Linked DNA regions of Mus musculus: region 2 is linked to region 1. The links are chromatin loops, found by intact Hi-C in ENCODE. Cell type or tissue: left cerebral cortex. All regions are shown on one strand.

Region 1 (2,500 bases):
TGCTCCCGCTGGGTCGGCTTCCTGCGGAGAGAACAGGGGGCGTCCTTATTGCCTACGAATCCCCGCGTCTGGGGCGGAACGCGCTCGCACGCTCTTCTGCACCTGCGGGTGAGCACTGCGCACGCATCCCTACACCGGATGCACAGTGGGGACGGCGGGAGTGCTCCTGAAACTGGGAGAGGTGCTTCAGGGGACTTGGATGCCTGTATTTCTCTCCTTCCTCTTCCTTGTCATGCCTTACTAGAAGGCCTTGCCAAGCTGTCAGGCATCTAGCCTGCCCTTATTTCTAAGCATGGGTTGAACTCATTTTATTCAAGGAGTACCGAGGACAACATGTATTGGACATATACTGCAGTGCTATTTACAAAGTCTACCTAGTGAATCTTAAAGCGATTTTATTTTGTGTGTGTGTGTGTGTGTGTGTGTGTGTGTGTATGATTTGTTGACGGCCCTACCTAATAATACAGGTCTCCAGGCAAAGACATTTACCCTTTTATTGTGCCTCCGTAGCGGTGAGGTTTATATAGAGAAGTGCTTAAATCGTCTTGTGACCTACCCCTTTTCCTCATGATAATAGTCTTAAACTCCTAACATGGGCTGCAAAGCTTTGCTGATCAATCATTTACTTATTTCTGCCAATTTTCATTTCCTGCTCTTCTGGTTTCTCCAGTTACTGAAGTGTTTTACGAGGCTGAGAATCAAATTCAATTTACTTTTCCACGTTGGACATTTGTACTACTACCAAACTACATTTTCAGCCCAGTCATCGAACTTGTGATTCCTCTCATGTGTCTACCTCTAGCCAGAAATAGTTTTCCCATGTTTGGCTAACTCATTCATCCTTGAGTTTCATCCTGGAAGTCAGGTTCTCTAGAAAGTCTTGACAGATTAGACCTGCCTCGTTTTCCCAGCTGTCTGTACATACTGTTGTAAACTTCCAGTTTACTTGCCTAGATTGTAAACTCCATGAGGGCAGGAATTGTCTCTAGCTTGGTCTTGTTTGTATACTCTTTTTTTTTTTTTTAAAGATTTATTTATTTATTATATGTAAAGTACACTGTAGCTGTCTTCAGACGTACCAGAAGAGGGCATCGGATCTCATTACGGGTGGTTGTGAGCCACCATGTGGTTGCTGGGATTTGAACTTCCGATCTTCGGAAGAGCAGTCGGGTGCTCTTACCCACTGAGCCATCTCACCAGCCCTTGTATACTCTTAATATAGTAGCCAACACACAACACAGTAACCACCTATTAATGAATAAGACAGAAAAGAGGCATTTAGCGCCTTTATACCCCGTCGTAACAAACTTTTTGCAAAGGTTGAAGTTATCTCTATTGAAGCCTTTCCTGAGTTCTCTCTTGCTGCATTCTGTAGGGTTCTCTCTTGCTGCATTCTGTAGGGTTCTGAAACAGATGATCTTTGGGAAGCAGTCTGGGCAAATAAGCTCACATTTGGATATTGCTGACTAAACAGCCTCATACCACACAGACCCATCTTTTGCCTCAGCCTCCACGTGATTTATGCTACAGCTACACTGAGCTCCTCAGTTCCCCCCACCAGTCAAACCTGCATGTACTTGGGCTGTCTTCCAAGTGTTCAACCTTACTCTTCTGAAGAGAAGAAGAAAGGCTGTTTCTTTGCTTGGGTTTTTTTGTTTGCTTGTTTTGTTTTGAGGTAGATCAGAAATGACATCTCCAAAAAAGATGGCATGTTTTGTTTAACTTGCATTCCACTAGCAGACTCCATTGAGCTTAGATACTTTTATCTCAACTCATCAAACCATTTTGCAGGCCCTTTCTCTGTCAGGTCATGTGCTGGCGGCCCTATGCTAAATCAGGCCTAGCATCTGACAATAAAGAGCTTCGTCTCCTAAGGGAGACAGGCATATAAGTAAGGCCATGCAGTGCAGTTTAGACGTCACTGTTTATGAACAGGAAGAAATGTATAATCATACCGGTACTTTAACCTTGTCTGTTGATATTCTAGGTTCCTCAAGATGTCAACCTCAGTCCCACAAGGCCATAACTGGACTCGCCCGGTGAAGAAGGATGATGATGAGGAAGACCCGCTGGACCAGCTCATCACCCGGTCTGGCTGTGCAGCCTCCCACTTTGCAGTGCAAGAGTGCATGGCCCAACACCAGGACTGGCGCCAGTGCCAGCCGCAAGTGCAGGCCTTCAGGGATTGTATGAGTGCACAGCAGGCAAGACGGAGGGAGGAGCTGCAGAGGAGGAAAGAGCAAGCCAGTGCTCAACACTGAGACCTTATACCATCTCACACAGTGGGCCTGACGAAATCAGCACCCAGAGAGACCTGGGAAGAAGAAACCCTAAGTAATAGAAGTGGTGTAAAATCTGGGGACAGTCTTCGGGACAGGATTGACAGCCAGACCCAATGAGGTTGCACACGACGGTCACCATGAGCTGATCTATGGTCAGATCACACATATCCTCCACATTCTTGTTCTACCAATATTTGTGTTTACAACCACACTCCCTC
Region 2 (2,500 bases), 51 kb after region 1:
AAAGGCTCTTTTGAAATAAACCTGATCTAGTCCCCAGCACAACCACATCAGAGAAAGCCTTAGGGGACAAAAGAACAAAGGCAGGCCCTTTAAAAGATGATGTTTCATCTCAAGTCAGACTTCCTTTAAAGCAGTAACTCTATGGCCACCTATAATAATAATAATAAAAGCCTGCAATGATGCCCCAAAGCTCTAATTTATGGCTTTAGTGAAAATATATAAAGTAAGTTACCTCAGACTACAAACTAGATTAACTTTAGTAAGTCTTTTCTGCTTCTATATTTTGGCACAAAGGAAGTCATACTTAAAAAGAAATTGCACATATAAAAGCTCAGAGATGGAAGAGGGCTGGCTACCTAGAAAAAACAAACAAACAAAAAACAAAAAACCCAGAGAGACAGCACTACCTCCCAGGCTCTCCTTCACCAGCGGTTTTCTGTTTGTTCAGGGCACGGCTGTGTGAGCAGTGATTACTCCACCCTGGAGAGAGAACTAAATGATGAAAGAGGGAAGCCCAGTGAGGGGGGGGATCACAGAGGAGAATTAGGGGTGTAGAGGACTATCAGCAAGGAAGCTCTGTGTGCGCTGTTGAGAATAGTCTTCCCAGATGACTCAGCTGCCAATGTGAGGACACAGCAGAGGATACTGAATACAGGCCATCTGAGAGGCTATCTCCATCTACCTTCATCCCACACAGTTCAGGCCGGCCTGGGCTAAACCACTGGTTTGTACCTTACACATTACAACATGAGGCAATATTTCTTGCTGAGTGAGGTGGATCACACCTTTAACCCCAGTATTTGGAAGGCAGAGGCAGGTGGATCACTTCAAATTTGGGGCAAGCCTGATCTACATAGTGAATTCTATGCCAAAGAAAATAATACTTGCAAACAAAAAGGAATCCTTTGTATTGCTGTTACCCAAGGCCCCAAAGCCACAAATATACTTAAAAAGTAGAAGCATGAAAGTCATTATCATACTACAGCAAGTCACTCAGAGCCTCTAGAATATACCACTGTGTGACACCACAAGACTAGAAGACACAGGTACTGTGTATGTGCATGTGTGTTTTGGGGGATCCAGTTCAGTGCTCTGTATGCTAAACAATCATTCTACCACTGCACTATGCCTCCATCACTGTTTTTTGTTTTTGTTTTTGTTTTTGTTTTTATTATTAGAAAGGCGAGAAAGATTGTTTTAAGGTACTCTGGAAACAACTTTAAAGGAAATGTTCTTTCTACTTCCTGGTATTTGATGACATAGAAAATTGCCATTTTCCAGGCTGGAGAAATGGCTCAGCAGTTAAGGGCACTGACTGCTCTTCCAGAGGTCCTGAGTTCAATTCCCAGCAACCACATGGTGGTTTATAACCATCTGTAATGGGATCCGATGCCCTCTTCTGGTGTGTCTGAAGATAGCTACAGTGTACTCATCATATATATAAAATAAATAAATAATTTAAGAAAAAAGAAAAAAGAAATTTGCCATTTTCCAACAGAGGGTGACTCTGAGCAAAGTGCATGATAGATCTATCTGTCTGACTGTCTATCTATCTATCTATCTCTACACATGAAAATATAATGAAACTCATTATTCACAAGCTAATTGAAATAAAAATAAAATAAGAATGTAAGATAGCAAGATTGGGAATTCAAAGACAAACACAGTGATCTTAAGGCCAGCCTGGGCTATACGAGAGGCTATCTCACAAAACAAACAAATCATACTGAACTCTATGTGTTCATTTATCCACAAAGCCACATAGAAGAGACCAAAAGCTACCAAAAGTTATTTCCCTCCAGTCAAACAAGAGACTGAGCCCATGTGAAACCCCCATTCAGCTCATGGTGCATCCTGGTAGCTCCAGAAGCCGGGGAGGCTGAAGCAGAGATATCCCTTGAGTTCAAAAATGTGTCACCTGCTTGAACAACCCAGGAAGACCTTGCCTTAACAAGGGAAAAATGGTTGTGATGTAGCTCAAGAACAGAGCACTTACTGAGCACTAGTGTGCATTGTATGCACAACACCCTGGGCTCCATTCCCCACACAAGAGAAAAAGAAAGAAAACTGTCTCCTAACCTGCTCTCTGCCTGATTAGAGAGTGTAATACAAGTCAAACCACATACAGACACTTAGGAGGATCAGAGTTCAAAGTTGTTACTGCTTTCCTTCCTGTTAGTTGAGAAATACTGGGTACAGCTGGGAGGGGTGACACTCTGTAAAAGGATGCAGTTTTGAAAAGCCTTTGCTTGTTAGATATTCCTAACTTGGTGAAAATTCTTTCTTCAAAGGTCATTACCACTCCCAAAACATGACGATTCAGTTTCTCAAGATTGTTTCAGTCTAGAACTGCTGAAATTATAAAGTCTTAAAGGATCTCAAATCACGTAATTCTTGTGGGACAACTTTACAAAGGGGTGGTGAAGCTATGAACAGCCAGTCAGTTGCTGACAAGCTCACTCCTTTAATACTTAATTAGGAAACATAAAACGTATGAACG

Evidence for each region. A loop is a pair of places that touch in the nucleus more often than their neighbours do. Peaks named below come from ENCODE experiments on the same cell type or tissue, not always from the same donor. Only the 100,000 strongest peaks of a DNase experiment are listed, where the experiment ranks them.
Region 2: it touches region 1 in a loop (2.0-fold over the local background); 15 of 42 quality-filtered maps call a loop at or near these places.

The regions. Positions count from the first base shown.
Region 1 is chr7:100,537,085-100,539,584 of GRCm38, forward strand. It overlaps Coa4 (cytochrome c oxidase assembly factor 4), which reads left to right and starts at 16. Exons shown (of 2, transcript NM_183270.2): 1 at 16-108; 2 at 1,988-2,500. The coding sequence starts at 1,998. The coding sequence ends at 2,261. It overlaps Gm39058 (a long non-coding RNA gene), which reads right to left and starts at 35. Exons shown (of 2, transcript XR_869836.2): 1 at 1-35. In left cerebral cortex, a CTCF peak has its summit at 1,069 (motif pointing right); no DNase peak of the experiment used is centred here; H3K4me3 peaks cover 867 bases; H3K27ac peaks cover 782 bases.
Region 2 is chr7:100,587,851-100,590,350 of GRCm38, forward strand. It overlaps a transcript of Mrpl48 not described here. Among named protein-coding and RNA genes, the nearest start is that of Mrpl48, 6.0 kb to the left of the region's middle. In left cerebral cortex, a CTCF peak has its summit at 1,455; no DNase peak of the experiment used is centred here.